Regions from separate parts of the Mus musculus genome. Here region 2 is linked to region 1. The links are chromatin loops, found by intact Hi-C in ENCODE. Cell type or tissue: heart. All regions are shown on one strand. Links, peaks and the distances in the headings refer to the core of each region. The heading gives the core; the rest is flanking DNA.

Region 1 (8,890 bases), core at 406-8,405:
CTCTCCATGAAGCAGTCACAGTGCTGAAGTAGAGCTTCAAGTCAGTTCCTTGTTCTGTGAGCATCTATGGAGCTAGGGAATGTTTTAAATGGGTAGAGTAAGAAGGCTGCATCATAGGAAAACAGTTCTGGTAAGCTGCCCAAAGACACATCAGAGGGAAAAGCTCTGATTTCCAAAGTTCTGATAACACTTCGAATCTATTTGTTAGCCTTAATAAACATTCTTTTTAACCTAATTTTATACTTGTAATTTCATCATCTTTTCCAAAATGATCAACTCAACAAAACCTTGAAAAGCCATACTTTGCTATGTCTACATGGAATATTACTTATATTCAAATTAGGTCATTAGTCAGTGTAAAGTACAAGAGATGTTAGAAATAAACAGGGGTGTGTGTGTGTGTGTGTGTGTGTGTGTGTGTGTGTGTGTGAGAGAGAGAGAGAGAGAGAGAGAGAGAGAGAGAGAGAGAGAGAGAGAGAGAGAAGGCCTGCGTACACATGCTAACAAGAATGGCAGCTAGCTAACAGCAGTCCATGTGCATAAACCCAGCCCTATACATGGCAGCATGCTGCCTAGCAGTTCACTTCTCTCCCATATTTATGATCCTTGGACATACATGTAATTATGGCATGTAATTATGGGCACATCCATTTAGCCACCTCAGACCTCAACTCTAACCACTTGACGCTGCCAGCTCTCTGCCCAACTGTGACTATAAGGACATCTTCGAAATGTTGCCAGTGAACTCTGGCTCCAATAGGAGCATCTGTTTGAAGATTCTACTTGATAACTATCTTCTGAGTAGTAGATTTCTTCTACCTTTCTCCTGCACATAATCTTAAGAATTGGGACCCATGGCAGTAGGTGCTATTATTGAGACAATACATCTCTTCTTGCAAATTTCCTTTCTCTTCATGCTTTCATGTTGGCAACCTTGCTGTGTGGCTTGTTGATTGTCGTAAGCCTCTGCTGATTGTTCCCTCTGTTCGTTTGTTCCTTGGGAGTTCTGGAGCAGGCTCCTAGAGAACCTCCCTGCTTTAACCTTATCTTCCATTACTTCTTAGAGTAGCTAGAGCGCAGATCTCAAGCCATGCACCTGACACACCACTCCCCTTGTACCAAATTATGACAACCTCACAACCCTATTAAGTAAATCCAAGCCTTGTGTTGAAGATACATCACTGATCTGTTGAAGACTCGCTTGTGTCTGCTTTTGGCCATTGCCGTCCTATTTTTATCTAAAGTTGCAGAATGCATCTATGCTGGTCATCTGTTCAGCTTACTCTATGTCAGTCCCTCAGGACTTGACCTCCTTCAGTTATGGCAACCATATAAAGTAGTTACATTTATCTTTATTTTATGAGGAAATTAACCCTTAGAGACAGAACATTGACCAAGGCTAAACACTGGATGAGGACTCTGTCTTGTCTGTCTGCAACTGGGAAATAAAGAAGGTGATGCTAACACTGGGGACACATCAATTGTAATATCACCTTAATCTAGAGTATGATTGTGGCACACCTTAGGGGTCCTGGGACATGACCTGTTCATCTCCTTCCTCTCCCCACCACCTTCCAGTGTGGATAAACTCCGTTTCAGTTTCTCTCTCCAACAAGGTTCTGTCTACAAACCACATCTGCTCTGAACTTTACTTCCCATGGTGACTCAAGCAAAAGCGAGTAATGAAGACTTAAGAATGCAATGCCCTGTGAAATAGGTATGGCATGCAGGAAAGAGGAAGCGATACATAAGACTGGGTGTAAAAAAATATAAAGATAACAAGTGTTTCCTTTTCAGTTAGCCAGAGTTATCTACTAGAGCTCTATTTTAAGACTTACACATAGGCTAGGAAGATAGTTTAAATGGCAAACTGCCTGTTATGCAAGCCTGGGATCATGAGTTCGATCCCTACTACCCATGGAAGAAGCCGAGTTGGTGGCATGTGCCTATAGTACCAGGGCTGGGGAGGCAGAGCCAGGCAAATTCCTGAGTTCACTGGCTAGCCAAACTAACCTACTTGGAGAGTCCCAGGGCAGTGAGACACCCTGTCTCAAACAAAACAGACAAAAAAAGCACAGTTCCTGCGAAACAACAGCAGAGGCTGACCTCTGACCTCCACAAAGGTGCACATGCAGCCATGAGCAGGCATGTAGACATACATGAGTTCTCTCTGCCTGTCTCTGTCTGCCTGTCTCTCTGCTCTCTCTGTCTCTCTGTCTCTGTCTCTCTCTAGAGTTCTTAGAAGTATCACTAAATTTGGCCTCTATTCTCAGGGGGCTTTCAGTCTAGTCAAGAGACCTAGTGCAAATAAAAAATTGAAGTAGGATGCTCTCTGATAGGGTTCTGCCATAGGTTAACTACTGGGGGAGTCTGGACATAAAGCAGATCCAAGAGCCTTGAACAGACCTTAACCTGGTCAAATAATCTCTGGATGCTGTGGTAGGATTTAGTAAAACAACAGAGATGTAAGAACAAAGTGCTCTGGATGCATGAGAGAGCCAGTTAGCTGTGCTGGAGTATATGGTGTATGTATGCAGCACACTGATGAGGTAACCTCCCAGAGGAGATCAGGCAACATGTGAAAGAAAGGCATCCCGTCAGGCAAAGAAGGGGATGAGTGAGGATAGGAAAGACAGAAATCAGCGTGTAAGAAGTTATTACACTAAAATTCAAAATTCTGTCCTTAGAATGTTCTTTCTTGAATAACTCAGATGTGCCATCGTCCTATAATGATTTAGTGATGTTAGTGATAGCCTCCTGTGCTGTTACATCATACTGTAAATGAGCAGAACCTGTCATAACGTTGTCTTTGGCATTCAACACAGTTTATACTTGGCCTTCTTGGTTTTAGTGGATTTTTAGTCGGTGACTCGATGTGCACCATTTATTTAGTAATATTTTATGAATTAAAAATTGGAAGGAGGGATGGCAGATTATCCACACAAGCTCCGATGAAAATCACTTCTGTCTTCCACTAGATGGCATTGGAAGAACATGGCACATCCCCTAGTTCTCACTGAGGCTGAGTAAGATGTTTGCGTTGTGGAGACTACACAACTGTTGTTGTCTACACATCTCTGCATAACACTCGCTCCTTAACAGAGGTTTAGTTTTGAAGTAGCCGGTAAATGCCTGCACTTACAATTCATAGCAAGAGAAAGTGATGAACAATTCTTAAAACAGTTAAAGCAGATTCAATCAACCCCTTTTCACACAGTAATTATTCTAGGAGTCTTCTTGAGTTCCCAGGATGCTCATCAGTGCTGGCCTCATGATAGGTCTCTCACAGACTGACGACTTGAGAAGGAACACGAGTCAATAATGCTGTGCTGTTGGTCCTGGAAGAGAAGGTGAGGTTATCCATCCCTATAGACTTCATTGAGCCAGAGGAGAATCCACAACGTATTAATTAAAGCAAGGAAGATCGGTTGTCTGACCTGTGCTAACCAGTCCACACTACTGTATGAATATGTAGTGTTGTTCAAAGGAAGAAAGAGAGAGAGAGAGAGAGAGAGAGAGAGAGAGAGAAAGGGAGAAAGAAAACAGAAGAACCTCTCTTCATCATATTATTCCCTAACACTTGACCATTAACAGGACCCATCTCTTATTAATCACTCAATGCATTGAGTTTAATTGTTTTCTGCTTTGTCTGTGCCTCATCCAAGCCATATAACAGCTCTATTTTTAAGAATGTTGATGGAGTGTGACTTTGATAACCCACCATACAAGACTGACAGGGAACCTAAAAGCATCCAAAAGCATGGTTCATCTCTCCTGTACACATCTGGACTGGAACATCTGGCCCCAAATTCCTACTGTGGAGTTACCAGGCTTCAGCAGATGGACTCGTAGTGATTGGAATGATGGCTTGGTCATGAATATGGCAAGTAAATGTCTCCTAAGTAAACTCCCACCTGTATTAGCTACTGTGAAGGTGTTGCTAGGTCCATTTTACTGGTGTTTATTGACAATTTGTGTGTGTATGTGGTGTGTGTGTGTGTGTGTGCATGCGTGCTCATGCAGTTCTCCTTGTTGGGTCTGGCTGGCTTCAACAGTCAAACCTTACTAATACTGAGGCAGCAAGTGAGGAACATGGAATAGTTGAACTTCCAATGATGGTCTTCTACTGGATAAAGAGCATCTTAAGTCATTGCAGTCTGCAGCAACTATCATGATTTGAGAGGACAGAAAACTATTCTTTCCTTAGCATTTCCCTCAAAACATGTTCTGCTTAAGAGCCGGTGAGATGGCCCAGTGGATGAAGGTGCTTGCTTTAGGGCAAACCCATTGACCTAAGTCTGAAGACTGAAACCTGCGTGAAAGGCAGGAGGAAGAAACCAGCTCCACAAACTTCCATGTCTTCTGACCTTTATACGTGTGCCATGGTGGGCATTTGCACACAGAGAAACACCAACACCACCAACAATAAAATACAAATTTAAAAACATTTTCTACCCGAAGGTTGAGCACTTGTTCAAAAACTCCTAACGAGGAAGACAACAACACTAGAAAAACCTTGAACTCTTTAAAGTTTACGAGCAGGGTCAGGGTGCTTTTAAAAAGCAGTTAAGAATTTTTCATAAAACTATACTAAATGATAGCTGCTGGAATTTTTCTACTTGTAATACCAGGAACATCCAGCAGGCTGTGCCCCTTCCAGCAGGCTGTGCCCCTGAACCAGGGTATTTTAATGGACACTCTAAGTTGTAAAACTTTTCAAGCCACTAAAATTTTCAAATCTTTCATTTGTTGCTTTTTCATGGTTTAAACAGTAAATTTCCAAACATGCACAACAGAAAGCCAAAAGCAATACTTTTATAAGTGTGTCATGTTTCTATGAATAACTTATAATTTTAATAATGCAGACAAGATTAAATATTTTTTCTTTATATTCTAACTATAGATTTTAATGAGATTTTATAGAAATAAAAATGATAAGAAATGATGACAATATTTTTAAAATAATCTTTTTAATACATTACTTTTAAGTCCTTAACATTTACCTTTTCTTTCTTTTAAAAAACATTTTATTTTATGTGTATAGGTGTTTTACCTGCACATATGACTGCACATGTTTGTGCAGTGCCTGAAGTGGGCAGAAGAGTGTTAATTCACCAGAACTGGGGTTACAAGGTGTTGTGAGGAGCCTTGTGGTCCCCAGAATGAAACCTGGTTCCTCTGGAAGAGCAGTCAGTGTTCTTAACCCCCGAGCCATCTTTCCAGCCCCTGATTTTTGGCTTTTACTCTTTACTTCTTGGCTTTTTGAGGAATAGTCTCATTCTGTATCTCTGGCTGCCTTGAACTTGTTGTGTCGCCCAGGCTGGGCGCAAAAGTATGGTCATTTTCCTATGCCTGCCTCCCAAGAGCTGGGATTTCAGGCCTGGGCCACAATACCCAGTTCTTTATTGACTTTCAGATTAAAATATTATTCCATTAAAACTGTGGAAGTTATTGAGCACTACACAGGGAAGGACAGATGGAGAAATATGATCTGGTTTTAAAATATGACCCAGGTACAGTTATATTAAAATAAGTGAAGTTTGGTCCTCAGCCAGCATCAGCCACATCACCAGGAATCTTGCGAGGTAAATTCTGAGGCTCCTTCTAGACTAAACCAACCAAAGTAGAAACTCTGGAGAACTGAGTATGGCAGCCACTTTGTAACAAATTCTCAAGATGATTTGGGTGCACCTTAGAGTCTGAGACCACCGAGAACACTTATTAACACAAATGTTCTATTCAGTGCTGAACATTCTCTCTCTCTCTCTCTCTCTCTCTCTCTCTCTCTCTCTCTCTCTCTCTCTCTCTCTCTCTCTCCCTCCCTCCCTCCCTCCCTCCCTCCCTCCCTCCTTCCCTCCTTCCCTCCTTTCTCTCTTCCTCCCTCTCTTTTCTCCTCCCACTTCTCTCTCACTCCCCATGGAGTCCACTTAGTATCCTCAGTGTTTGAATAGACGGAGCGCCATCTACTGGACCATGGCAACCTCGCAGGGACAGCGTCCCTAAGAAAATCAACTACCTCTCCCAGCTGCCATCAACTGCCAACAACTCCACAGCTACAACAAAAACAAAACAATCCCAAATGAATGTGGGGACGGAATTTGTAGGGAGAAGGAAGATGACAGGGGTACTAGAGAGATTAGATCAGAACGCACTTTAAAGGGCTTTTTGTTTGTTTGCTTGTTTTGTTTCGTTTTGTTTTGAGGTTTTGTCTGGCTTGATCTAGGTTCATGGTGTCATACCCGCTGTCAGTTCATATATGTAACTGCCCTGTTGTGTTCTGAAAACACAATTTCACTATAGTTATTACTGCTTCTGGCTCTTAGAATCTTTTGCCCCGTCTTCCTTAATGCCTTGGGAGAAGGGAATGCCATCACTTATTCTTAACAATTTGAACAACTACACATATCCATTCATTGCAGAAAAGTGGGAGAATCTCAGAAGAGAGGGTAGAAAGAACGTCAGAGCCAGAAGATAGAGTGTGAGACGCTGACCTCTGGAAATGGACAGCCAACGACGTCATGCCTTTCCAGCTGCTGAGGCTGCATGCAGTGGTCCACAGCGGACTGCACCCTTCACCAGTCAATCAAAAACTGAGGAGGCTGCCCAGAGGGTCCTACTTTCCCTTCTGAGCTGTTGGATACTGAAGGATTTTGGAGGAGGCTCAGCCATTGTCTTCAGTTGCGTGTGTACTCACTGTGGAGCTCACCAGGTTCTGGGGAAGTGTTCCAAAGCCAAGGGCACACAGAGACCCTGGTTATACTCCCCAAACAAACAACAAAACAAAACAAAACCACAACCCCAAATGAACATGGGAAAGGGACTTGTAGGGAGAAAGAAGGTGACAGATGTACTAGAGAGATCAGGTCAGAGCACTTTAAACATGCATGAAACTGTCAAAAACCAAAGTCAACAAAAGAAATTTTAAGTACACATTTCCAATAGTATTCCAGAATGAGTCAGAGTATCCACTGTCTAGAAGGTTTCATTTTTACAAACACAGTAGGCAGTCTCTGGCACTTAGGATTTGAAGGGACTGGAAATAGTTTTTAACATTTCTCTCAGCACTTTAACCAAAAGGCAATCAATTTCATGCTACCAAGCCAGGGTGCCTGTGGCGGGGGGCGGGGAGGAGGGAACGAATGTCTTTACTTTTTACTAATGATCCTTTAGGACTTATTTTTTATTTTTTAAAAATATGTTTGGATGTATGCCATGTACATGCAGGTGGCAGAGGAGGCCAGAAGAGGACGCTGGAGTCCCTGGAGCTGGAATTAAAGGCATCTGTGAGCTGACATGGGAACCCAACTTAGGTCCTCTGAAGACCGTTGAATGTCATTAACCATCGACCCATTTCTCTAGTTCTTCATAAATGTTTTCTTTTTTTAATTTGAAGCAAGGAATGTAGGCGCGAATACACTGTAACTCACTATGTAGACCTGGCTGGCCCTGAACTCACAAAAAACTATCTCCTTCTGCCTCTGCCTCTGCCTCTGCCTCTGCCTCTGCCTCTGCCTCTGCCTCTGCCTCTGCCTCTGCCTCTGCCTCTGCCTCTGCCTCTGCCTCTGCCTCTGCCTCTGCCTCTGCCTCTGCCTCTGCCTCTGCCTCTGCCTCTGCCTCTGCCTCTGCCTCCTCTGCCTCCTGAGTGCTGGTATTAAAGGTGTCTGCTACCACACCAACTCACTAATGATTTTAAAAAATATTATTTGAATGTTTTTAAACAGCGTATATGTAGCTTATTGATCAGACTGTGCTCCAGTTGAATAGGAATGACTTCCTATTGTTTTAAAATAAATACAGACATTATACACGATCTTGCCTAAACATTACATGAGCTGAAAGAACCAGATCCAAAGAGTACATTATTCTAAACATACTTTTTTTTTTATTTGAGTACAGACACACCAGAAGAGGGCACCAGATCTTGTTACATATGGTTGTGAGCCATCATGTGGTTGCTGGGATTGAACTCAGGACCTTCAGAAGAGCAGTCAGTGCTCTTAACCGCTGAGCCATCTCTCCAGCCCACATTATTCTATTAATATGAAATACCAACAGTAGGCAAAACAGAGGTTGGAAGCACAACAGTGGCTACCTGGTAGGAAGTAAGGAAGAGAACCTTGTACACTGGCTGCAGTGTACAGTGTATGGAGGGTGCAGGCTATGGAGTTTTCTTTGGGATGATAAAAGTATTGCAGAATTAGACCATGGTGATGCTTAGGTACTGCTAGTTTATACTCTATTATCTAGAGCAAATGGTGATTTCAATGTTATGCATATACAATAAAAGAAGTAGGAATAGAAGAAATCCTCCCATTGTGGATGAGAATTGACCAATCTTGTCTATAAAGACAGTATGCTTCAGATACTGATGCTAAGGCATGCCCCTATACTATTATGACAAGCGACTCTAAGTTTGCAAATGGTCAAGTTACAAGTTTGTAAGTCAAGTCTCACTTTAGCTTGCCAGTAAAATGAAATGTGCTTTGGCTTGCCAGTAAAGTGAAACGAAACAAAAACAAACAAAGCCCACCATCCCTTACAATCTAGCAAGTCCACTGTGCACAAATAACTGTGGACCACACATTCAGCCATCAATTTCATCAGGTCAGCTCTGGCCGAAGACTGTAGTGTGCGACTTGGAGATGCTGAGTTCTTTCTGCCCGGGCCTCTCACCACCAAGCCTCACAACAAATACAACTGTTTCCATACTCTGTTAATTTAATGATCTTCAGTGTCTATATGAGTACATGTACAGGACCTTTATCTCCACTCTATTCCTTCAGAAAGCGAAGAGGTATTTACAGCTGTGGCCTCAATTCCTGCCACCTAGAAATCAAATTGCCTTTCTTAAAAAAAAAAAAAAAATCCATCATCTCCATCAGATTGAGGT
Region 2 (8,890 bases), core at 265-8,264, 160 kb before region 1:
GTTTGCCACACTCAAGCTGGCCAGAGTGCCCTCTCTTCGAATTTCAGAAATGTTTATAGATAAAGTTTCAAGCAGCCTTCCCCAGAGGTGCATAGGCTCATGATAGAGCTTTATGAATGCTAGGCAGACACTGCAGTAGTGTGTGAGTGTAGACTGTGCTGTATACATTGTTTTTTCTGGTGAGCAAATTCATATCTTCCACCAGGCTGTACCAGTGTTCTGTGATCTAAATGTCTGTGGACAACTGCAGTGACTTACCCATATGTATCCTCCCGTGATTTTGTACACGTGTCCATGTTTCACACTTAGGCGCATGTACATAAACGTACGGCTTACAGCATTTCAAGTGTTAAAACTAGGATTTCGTTTGCATGCAGTCTGCTCTTGTCCTTGCTACAGTGGTAGGACGCTCCGGGGGTGCTTTGCTGTGTTCTAGAGAGTGGCTGCACTCAGTAATTACTGCTCAGGAGCCGAGCAGCCTGCAAGAGCTGGGCTTGTCTTCTGTGGGGTGCTGCTGTGGGTACATGGACACTGTTTCTCTGCCAGGCAGCCCTATGACACACATAAACACCAGTGGAGTCTAGAGTTCATAATGCACAGGAAAGAGGAAGGCCACTCCTCTCACCTGCTCCTGACCAGAGGCCCCAAGCTCCTCCCCAGGTCTCTAGCTGTCAGAGCAGAGGCACATGGAGTCCTTTCTACACTCTTTCTACATCCCTGGTGCCATCCTGCCGTTTTCTGATTATGGGTAGTAGTTGTAATTTAATTTCTTGGTGATGCTTTGTATTTTCTCCCAACAGCACAGGGAATTAAATATAAGTTTTGTAAAGAGTGATATTCACTTTTTTTTTGCCCATATAGATCAGAAGTGGAAATTTTGATTAAAACTATGTTGGTGGGTTATATAGAAAAGCAGCTGTTTGTACTAATGTCTGATTAGAGTGTAAAATCAGTGCTGTGTTCTGTTAGAGCTTAATGTTAGAATTGTCCCAGCATTGCCAGCTAGGAACTGATTCTAAAAGCCAAAAAGCTATATAAACTTGTCAGTTCATCTTAACAACCATAATCTAAAAGTGGGGAGAGTGGTTTATATAAATGTTCACAGTTGGGGAATTTGCATAATAAATAAATTTTAGTCAATAGCTTTGGTTAAGGTAACAACTGTTATTTTTCTTTCAAGACTGTTGGTGAAATTGCAAGAGCTGAACTATAACTTGAAAGTGAAAGTCTCATTTGACAAGTAAGATTTCTGTAATCTTATCTAAGTAGCTATTTAAAATGCTAGTTCTGTTTACCTCTCCGTCAAATAAGCAGGCTGGAAATTCTTCCCAGGACCAGGGCTGCACTGTAGGTCCTGAGGCCATGGCCTGTGAGGAGAGGCACCTAATGGGTTACCCAGGGCCAACCCTAGCAGACGTTGGTAACTGGCTTCTCTCTGAGGATTGGGAGCTTTGCCTAGAACATGTGCTCTCTAGACTAGAATAAACCAAAGAGCAAACAGAGGAAAGGAGATTGCCTTCATCAAGTCTTAAAGCAGTTGGGCGTCACACATTACATCTCTCTGGCCATCCCCAGAGAAGATGCCCTTAGTGCAACACACTCAAAGATCCAGGCATGTGCATCTGTAGCCAAGAGGGAGGGTGTTCCTGGAGTGAGGTTAGAGACATCTGGGGCAGGCGTGAGGGGGAGCGACAGGGGTAGGTGTGAGGCCCAGTGGAGCCTGCTGCATTCTCTTATGTTTAGTTGCCAGCACTGAAGGAAAAAGAATGGGAAAAACACTATCTTGTTATTTTTTCTCAAAATCACTCCAGATGACAGGGGAAGAGATAAAGCTTAGTGGCTTTGTGATGTCCTCTCGTTTCTGGGCCAACAGAGCATTGCTGTCTGTGGGTCACTAGCGCTGAGACAGGGGACGTGCAATTCCCTGAGCTCCTTCACCTGTTAGCCATTTATGCCTCACAGTCCCCTGTAGTGTAGAGCTGGCAGCAGGCTGTGTGAGGGAGAAATGCCAGGCAGGTGGCTTCCCACCCATGACATTCAGTGTTACTTGATCTCATTGGCGTGGGTGGGAAGGAACAAGTGATTGAAGGGACAGGGACCACAGTGTAGATGAGCCCCTATTACTCTGTACATACTTTATGTGCATTTATGAGACCAGTCTTACTCTGCAGCACACTCTGGCCTGGAACTCATGGTCTTCTGCCTCTGTCTTCTGTGTGTTGAAGCGTAAACCACAGGGAGTTTCCCCCCCTCCCCCGGCGCAGCCAATGTATTCATTTTCTCTTTTATTTATATGACTGTGTAATCATATGCATCTGTTTTGTATCTATTGAATCTTACTTCAAATTTACATATTTTTTTACAGAGATGTGAACGAGAAAAACACAGTTAAAGGGTAGGTATAGCATCTGCACCCTACTTTGCTTATCCTGTTTGTTTAGTAGTTTGAAGCACTTTAAGGATTTGTGTCTTGCGTTGTATAGATTTCGGAAGTTCAACATCTTGGGTACGCACACAAAAGTGATGAACATGGAAGAATCCACCAACGGAAGTCTGGCAGCTGAGTTCCGACACCTGGTAGGCAGAGCAGTTTGATGTCTTGATGCATCTCTGGTCCTTTGGAAGTCTTATAGGATTGACCCCCATACTTTCCCGACGGTGGGATGCTGGTCCCTTCTTCATCTCCTGAGTCTCCTGGCTGTGTGTTTTGACAGGGGCTGTACGGACCTCAGTAGAGTGCTTTATAAACTTGCATGTGCATAAATTATATAAGCACTTGCCGCCTCCTCTGCGAGCAGCCCCTGAGGTTCCAGCAGCATTCTAAGGAAACCATTCCCCACTTCAGTCCTCACTTCTCCTGCCTTCCAAGTGTGTAGCAGCTTGACCACGAATGCTGCAAGAGCAGGAGGCCTCGTTCCATTGGGTAGAAGGGTGGTACTTTCCTCTGGTCTCCATAAACCCAGTGTTGGGGCTGGGTACCAGCTGGTGAGCTACAGATTTCAGAGCTCGGGAGTGACATGTGAGGCGAGGGCCTCCGTCCAGCTTGGAAATCTGAGCGTGTCCAGATTGGCCCTTTAAATCTCAAGGATTGAAATCTGAACGAGGAGACTAGGTCAGCCTGCTGTGCTGAGCCTGGTCTGGAAGACTGCAGAGGCTGGAAGACTGCAGAAGCTGTTTCGTGTGCCTGGGCCATGAAATCGCTGCTGAAGGTGCTGGGCACCCATTGCATGCAGGAGCAGCAGACCTAGGTTCTGGGGCGTCCCCTCCCTCAGATTACTCACACTTCGCCAGGCTTCAGGAAGAGGCACTTCCCCCTCTTGTTCCTAGGAGGTTGTCACACCTTTCTTTCTAGTTATGACTGGGAACTGATCTGTGAATAAACACATCAACTCTAATGATTAACCTGCCATTCGGTTCCTTCTTTTACAGCAACTGAAGGAACAGAAAAACGCTGGGAACAGAACTAATGAGGTGAGCATCTCTGGGTGGCTAGCGGGTCCTAACAGAACTGTTCTGTTCCGAGAGGACGCATCAGCGTCCTGGGACCTGATGTGGAAGAGGGCTCGGGGTATCTGTGGGGATGATAAAAAACACTCTCCTGTGTACTTTCTGGTTGAAAGGCAGTTTAACCCACAGTCTCATTGGCCCTACAAAGACAGCCAATCGGACGGGGCGTGGTGGGCTTTCATATTGTTCACCTGGGTAAAGAAATGAAGGCCCGGACATTAGCATGGTTTCCCCCAGAATGCACAGAAGAGCTGGAGAGGCTGAAGGTGACTGCCTTGGTTAGGGTTTCCACTGCTGCAAGGAAACACTGCGAACAAAAGCAAATGGGGAGGAAAGTGTTTATTTGGCTTAACTTCCACATTGTCCATTGCTGAAGGAAGTCAGGAGAGAAACTCAAGCAGGGAGGAACATAGAGGCAGGAGGACATCTGGTTTTTGCTACTTTGTGGGTTCTTCTTTCTTCCACCCTTTTTAAACCTCACCCTTTCAACCCCCTAACACTAGATAAGAGAGAGAGAAGAAAAAGGATAGAGAGGAAGGGAAAGAGATCCCAGAATAAAGTCGGGCTTGGAAAGTTGGAGTGATGTTATTGTTAGACTACTTCCTGCGGATTCGAGGCTCCTCAGGGCCCTAGCATTTATTTATCCTCTGAAACTTCCCAGAATTTCAAATGTCACACGATTGCAGAAACTATCTCTAGCTGGCAGAATTGTGCTTCTTCTGCTATAGCATGAGGCACGTCAGTCAGCTGCCGAGGACAGTCCCAAGCAGCCCCGTGTCCCCCTACCTGGAGCTTAAACGAAGACATACTCAGAATATTTCTGTGTTTTTTTTAAAAAGAAACCAAAATTTCAGAATTTTCACTCCATGGGAGCTGATGCAGAGGCTACGGAGGGGTGCTGCTTACTGGCTTGCTTCCTCTAGTTTGCTCAGCCTGCTCTCTTATAGAACCCAGTCCAGGGATGGCACCGCCACCCACAGTGGGCTGGGCCCTCCCCATCAATCACCAATTAAGAAAATGCCATATAGCTGAACCTTATAGGGGCACTGCCTGAATTGAGGTACCCTCCTCTCGGATAACTCTTGCTTGTGTCGGGTTGACAGGAAGTTAGCCAGCACGGTGACTGAGTCTGAAGATCTAGTGTTGCCGACGGTTCCCTGCCATTGCATCCCCTACACCGTAGCATTGCTTTGTCATAGATCCTGTTTTTACAACCTGGACCTTAGAAGTTATGTTCTTGATGACTGAAAAATGAGAAATGGTTGGGCATGGTAGTGCAGGCCTTTAATCCCAGCAGTTGGGAGGCAGAGGCAGGGGAATCTCTGAGTTGAAGGCCAGCCTGGCCTACAGAGTTCCAGGACAACCAGGGCTGTTACATAGAGAAACCCTTTCTCAGAGAGAGGGGACTTGGGGGTAAGAAAATAAGGGGATGAGAGATGAACGGAGGGATAGTCTGGGCCTGGGTTGGTTTGAAATTGTCCTTGGAGCACACGTTGTTGGCTGACGTTCCATTTCACGACCACTGGAGGTCACTGCAGCTACAAGACAAATGCTGGTCTGTGCAGCCCAGACATCGCCTCCTTCGCAGTCTTTGTCACCTTCTAGGTCTAGCAGCTATCTCTATAGTTCCAAGATGGTGTGACACAGAAGAGCTGTGTATGGAAGTCACTTTGAAACTATCCCTTTCTAGCAAACCAGAGCACTTAGGATCAAACATATGTGGGTTAGCACTTTCAGGAGAGGCTCTGACTATTAAGACCCACCCTCACTTCCACTGCCCCTGCCAGGTGTGCAGTCTGTGGGAGCCGGCAGATGGCTGGAGGTCAAGGGGTCATAGCTCGTGGATAAACCCACTTGTAGTTGCCACTTTTCCCACTGGCGTTTCTGTCTCTGAACACATAATCCTTGCCATAATTACAAACGCCTTTGAGGGAACACCAGGAAGCTTGGGATAGTAAAATCTGGGTATTATTGAGTTCTGAAGTCCAAGTTCTGGATCACAGCTGGTTTGAGGATCTCTACAACCTATTTGGGTTTTGAGAGCTCTTTTCTTTTTGTTTTGGAAGGGGCCTCTCATTGTCACCGAAGAACTTCACTCTCTTAGCTTTGAAACCCAGTTGTGCCAGCCAGGCTTGGTGATTGACCTGGAGGTAAGAGTTACAGTTTCCTGAGGGAGAAAACATGCTATCTTTACTTCCACAAAGGCTTATTTTTTCAGTTTTTATTTCAGCCTTATTTACCTAATTGTTAAAAAATAGGATCCCTTTAAAATTATCAATATTTAAAAACTTTTCTGTGTATGGATGTTTTATCTGCATGTATGTCTGTACACCACATGTATGTGTGGTGCCTGCAGAGGCCGGAAGAGGGCATCAGATCCCCTGGGACCCAAGTTACAGACAGCTATAAGCCACCATGTGAGTGTTAGGAATCAAACTTGGGGCCCCTGGAAGATCAGGCAGTGCCCTTAACTACTGAACCATCTCTCTTCTCCCCAAAGTGGTCTTTTCCAGCTAATACTATGTTGACGTTAATGATCTAGGAAGCTGGAGAGTTGGACTAACCTTAAAATTTTGCAAAAGAAATGTCCTGATTGTGCTAGCTAGCCACTGTTGAGTGTTTAGCTACTAGAAGGGAGCTTGAAATGATTCCAAGGTCTTTGTTCCCTTTCAGACCACCTCTCTTCCTGTCGTGGTGATCTCCAACGTCAGCCAGCTCCCCAGTGGCTGGGCGTCTATCCTGTGGTACAACATGCTGGTGACAGAGCCCAGGGTATGGAAAACACATGTGCTTTAGTACGGTTAACCAAGGCTGCTGCTGCTGCTGCTGCTGCCTGCTCCCATCACTAGATGTTGGGGAAGATAGTCCCAAGCCCCGTGGCACCAGTGAGGACCTTGTGTGATGGGAAAATAGTCACACGTATGTGCCAGGCACGGGAACAGTGATTTTTCCAACTCAGGCAGTCGATGGCTTTATTTTTCTGGCTGTCCTTCTGTGTTGCTTGCTTTAAAATGTATGCACTTGTTAAATGGACATGCATTTTCTTAGAGCAGGAAGACACTGCAGACTGGTCCGTTGGTTCTCATTAGGAAATACTGTGTTCTGTAAAGTAGTCAGGAGCTCTGGTTAATCAAATACAGGATCATTGCTCCCAGGGGAAAATTTAGAGCTCAGCTTCTGTAACCCTTGAGTCGCAGCATTCTTGGCAGCCCATGTATAGGTAACGTGAGTGTGTTTCTTTTTAAAGGCACCTTATCTAGTCTGTCTGGCGACTTGTTACACCATACCACGTGCCTGAGTGAAGCTTATACTCTCTCCATGATGTCCCCCCCCAATGCCTAGCGCCATTTTAAACAATGAAGTCATAACAAAAATCACAAAAATGTGAAAAACAGAGAGGCCAAGATAATTGTGCGCTGCAACAAAAAGCTAGGATGTTGTTTTGTTCTATCTTAGCCAGGAACATCAATCTGGGGCCACAAACTTGCCTCAAGTATTGATTTTGGAGTTATAAATAAATAGACTCACAAGCGTGAACCTGCTAATTTCTGAGGATTCTCATCCCCGGCTGTGACTGCCTGTGTGTCACAGAAACCAGCAGTGAGCTCTGGGGCAGGCTGTGTCTGTGGCAGGTGGCTCCTTTGTAACTCCAGCCTCTGGGTGTTTTCTCTGCAGAATCTCTCCTTCTTCCTGAACCCCCCGTGCGCGTGGTGGTCCCAGCTCTCAGAGGTGTTGAGTTGGCAGTTTTCATCAGTCACCAAGAGAGGTCTGAACGCAGACCAGCTGAGCATGCTGGGAGAGAAGCTGCTGGGTATGGTTGGACACGCACCCACAAGTCAGCCTTCTCCTTCAGTCATTCCTTATTCTGATGCTTAGAGGTACAAGAGTGCTAAAAAAAATCAGTTGGTTTTTAACTACAGCTGGTTGTAGCCAAGTGAGATCAAGGCTTTGAAAACACCATTGAGTCCTGGTAAAGGAACAATGACCCTTGTTCTCTTATGTCTGAGCCAGGATCTTAAAGAGAAATTCTTAAATTATGAGCCTGAAATAAGATATTGATGAGAAAGATGAGCTCTTAACGTCCTTAGAAGTAAAAGAGGAAAGTCCCTTACATAATAAAGTTCTGGGCTTAAAAACCCCAGGATCTTGTGCTGGCTGGGCCCTTGTTGCAGGAGGCAGAGCCACAGTTTTGTCTGATCAGGCATCTGGCCCGTGGCAGACAGTTCTCTCTCAGTGGCTAATGTCAGAAGGCTTATTCATCTTCTACAATGAAAAGTCAAAGCCTCCCTTATCACCGACAACCTGCCAATGAACCGGATATCTGAAGCATGTCTTTAAAATTCCATCAATACCGTTGTCCAGGTTTGCGGTCTGTGTAGCAGGGTGATGCAGACGGTAGTCGAAGTGGGTCTTTCTTAACTGAATGTCCCTGGAAGGGTCTTCACTCACTTGTGCACATTAACAAGGGTCTCAGACCTTGTTCTGTATTCCACATTTGGTGAGATACAAGGATTTTTTTTTCCCTGCTTGTTGTAGCGTATCAGTGGTTTCCCTTAAACAAAGTAGTGGACTTAACACAGCTCAGACCACATGCTGCATTAATTCATATGGCTAATTATATTTATGGCTTGTATCAGTTTGAACAACTGTCCAATTTGTGAGAAGGCTGAGGGATATATCTAAGTACAGTGAGCTTATAAAATCCACCGGAGATCTCGGCCTTATTTGGAACTGCACATTTGTTCTGCAGGGCTTTTGGTGGGGAGGGACTTCATGTAGGCAGAGGAACAGCGGGAAGTGGTGCTGGGTAGAGACAAGGGTGGCTTCTCCACAGAGCCTTCAGGGAGACAGGGGTCATGCCAAAGTCAGATCAGCCTGGAAGGGCGTGTCCTGGGGTGGGGTTTATAGAGCTCTGCCTGCTCTCTGGGAAAGGAGCTAAGAGGCACCAGATGGCTGGCTTGATGTCAGCTTCCTCTGCGCTTTCATAATCCGATCTCAGTAATCCTCCATGCATTCCTTCATGCTGTTGGAATCAAACCAACAGACAGCAGCATGGTGGTGCGCATCTGTCATCTCAGGCTGGCGGAGTCGGAGGCAAGGATGGGAAGCAAGGAGTTTGAGGCCTGACTGAGCTACACGGGGAGACCCTGCCTATAAATAAAGGGGGTGAAACAAAGCCACCATTCGTAGGTTTTAAACTGCTTGTTGGTCCTTTCAGCCTGTGTAACTAGAGGCCCATTTCAAGTTAATATACGAGAGAATATCACCTCTGCTGTAGTCACCCTTTGCAATAGATACAAGAGCTCTCAGTCCAACTAGAGCAGCAGATCAATTTCTGTTTGGTAAAAAGGCGATTTTTGTTTGTTTGTTCGTTTTTGTGTTT

What was found. Hi-C counts contacts between places; a loop is a spot of excess contacts. Peaks named below come from ENCODE experiments on the same cell type or tissue, not always from the same donor. Only the 100,000 strongest peaks of a DNase experiment are listed, where the experiment ranks them.
Region 2: a loop joins it to region 1, with 10 times the contacts of the local background. A loop is called at or near these places in 15 of 42 quality-filtered maps.

What each region holds. Positions count from the first base shown.
Region 1 is chr1:52,296,792-52,305,681 of GRCm38, forward strand. It overlaps Gm31955 (a long non-coding RNA gene), which reads left to right and starts at 8,824. Exons shown (of 3, transcript XR_373401.2): 1 at 8,824-8,890. In heart, for the core only: CTCF peaks have their summits at 2,977 (motif pointing right), 4,645, 5,993 (motif pointing left) and 7,273 (motif pointing right); a DNase peak (open chromatin) is centred at 5,980.
Region 2 is chr1:52,141,721-52,150,610 of GRCm38, forward strand. Stat1 (signal transducer and activator of transcription 1) reads left to right here. Exons shown (of 25, transcript NM_009283.4): 12 at 1,181-1,240; 13 at 2,366-2,395; 14 at 2,484-2,577; 15 at 3,430-3,471; 16 at 5,574-5,657; 17 at 6,181-6,279; 18 at 7,183-7,318. Among named protein-coding and RNA genes, the nearest start is that of Stat1, 27 kb to the left of the region's middle. In heart, for the core only: CTCF peaks have their summits at 5,027 (motif pointing right) and 5,871 (motif pointing right); no DNase peak of the experiment used is centred there; H3K27ac peaks cover 3,057 bases.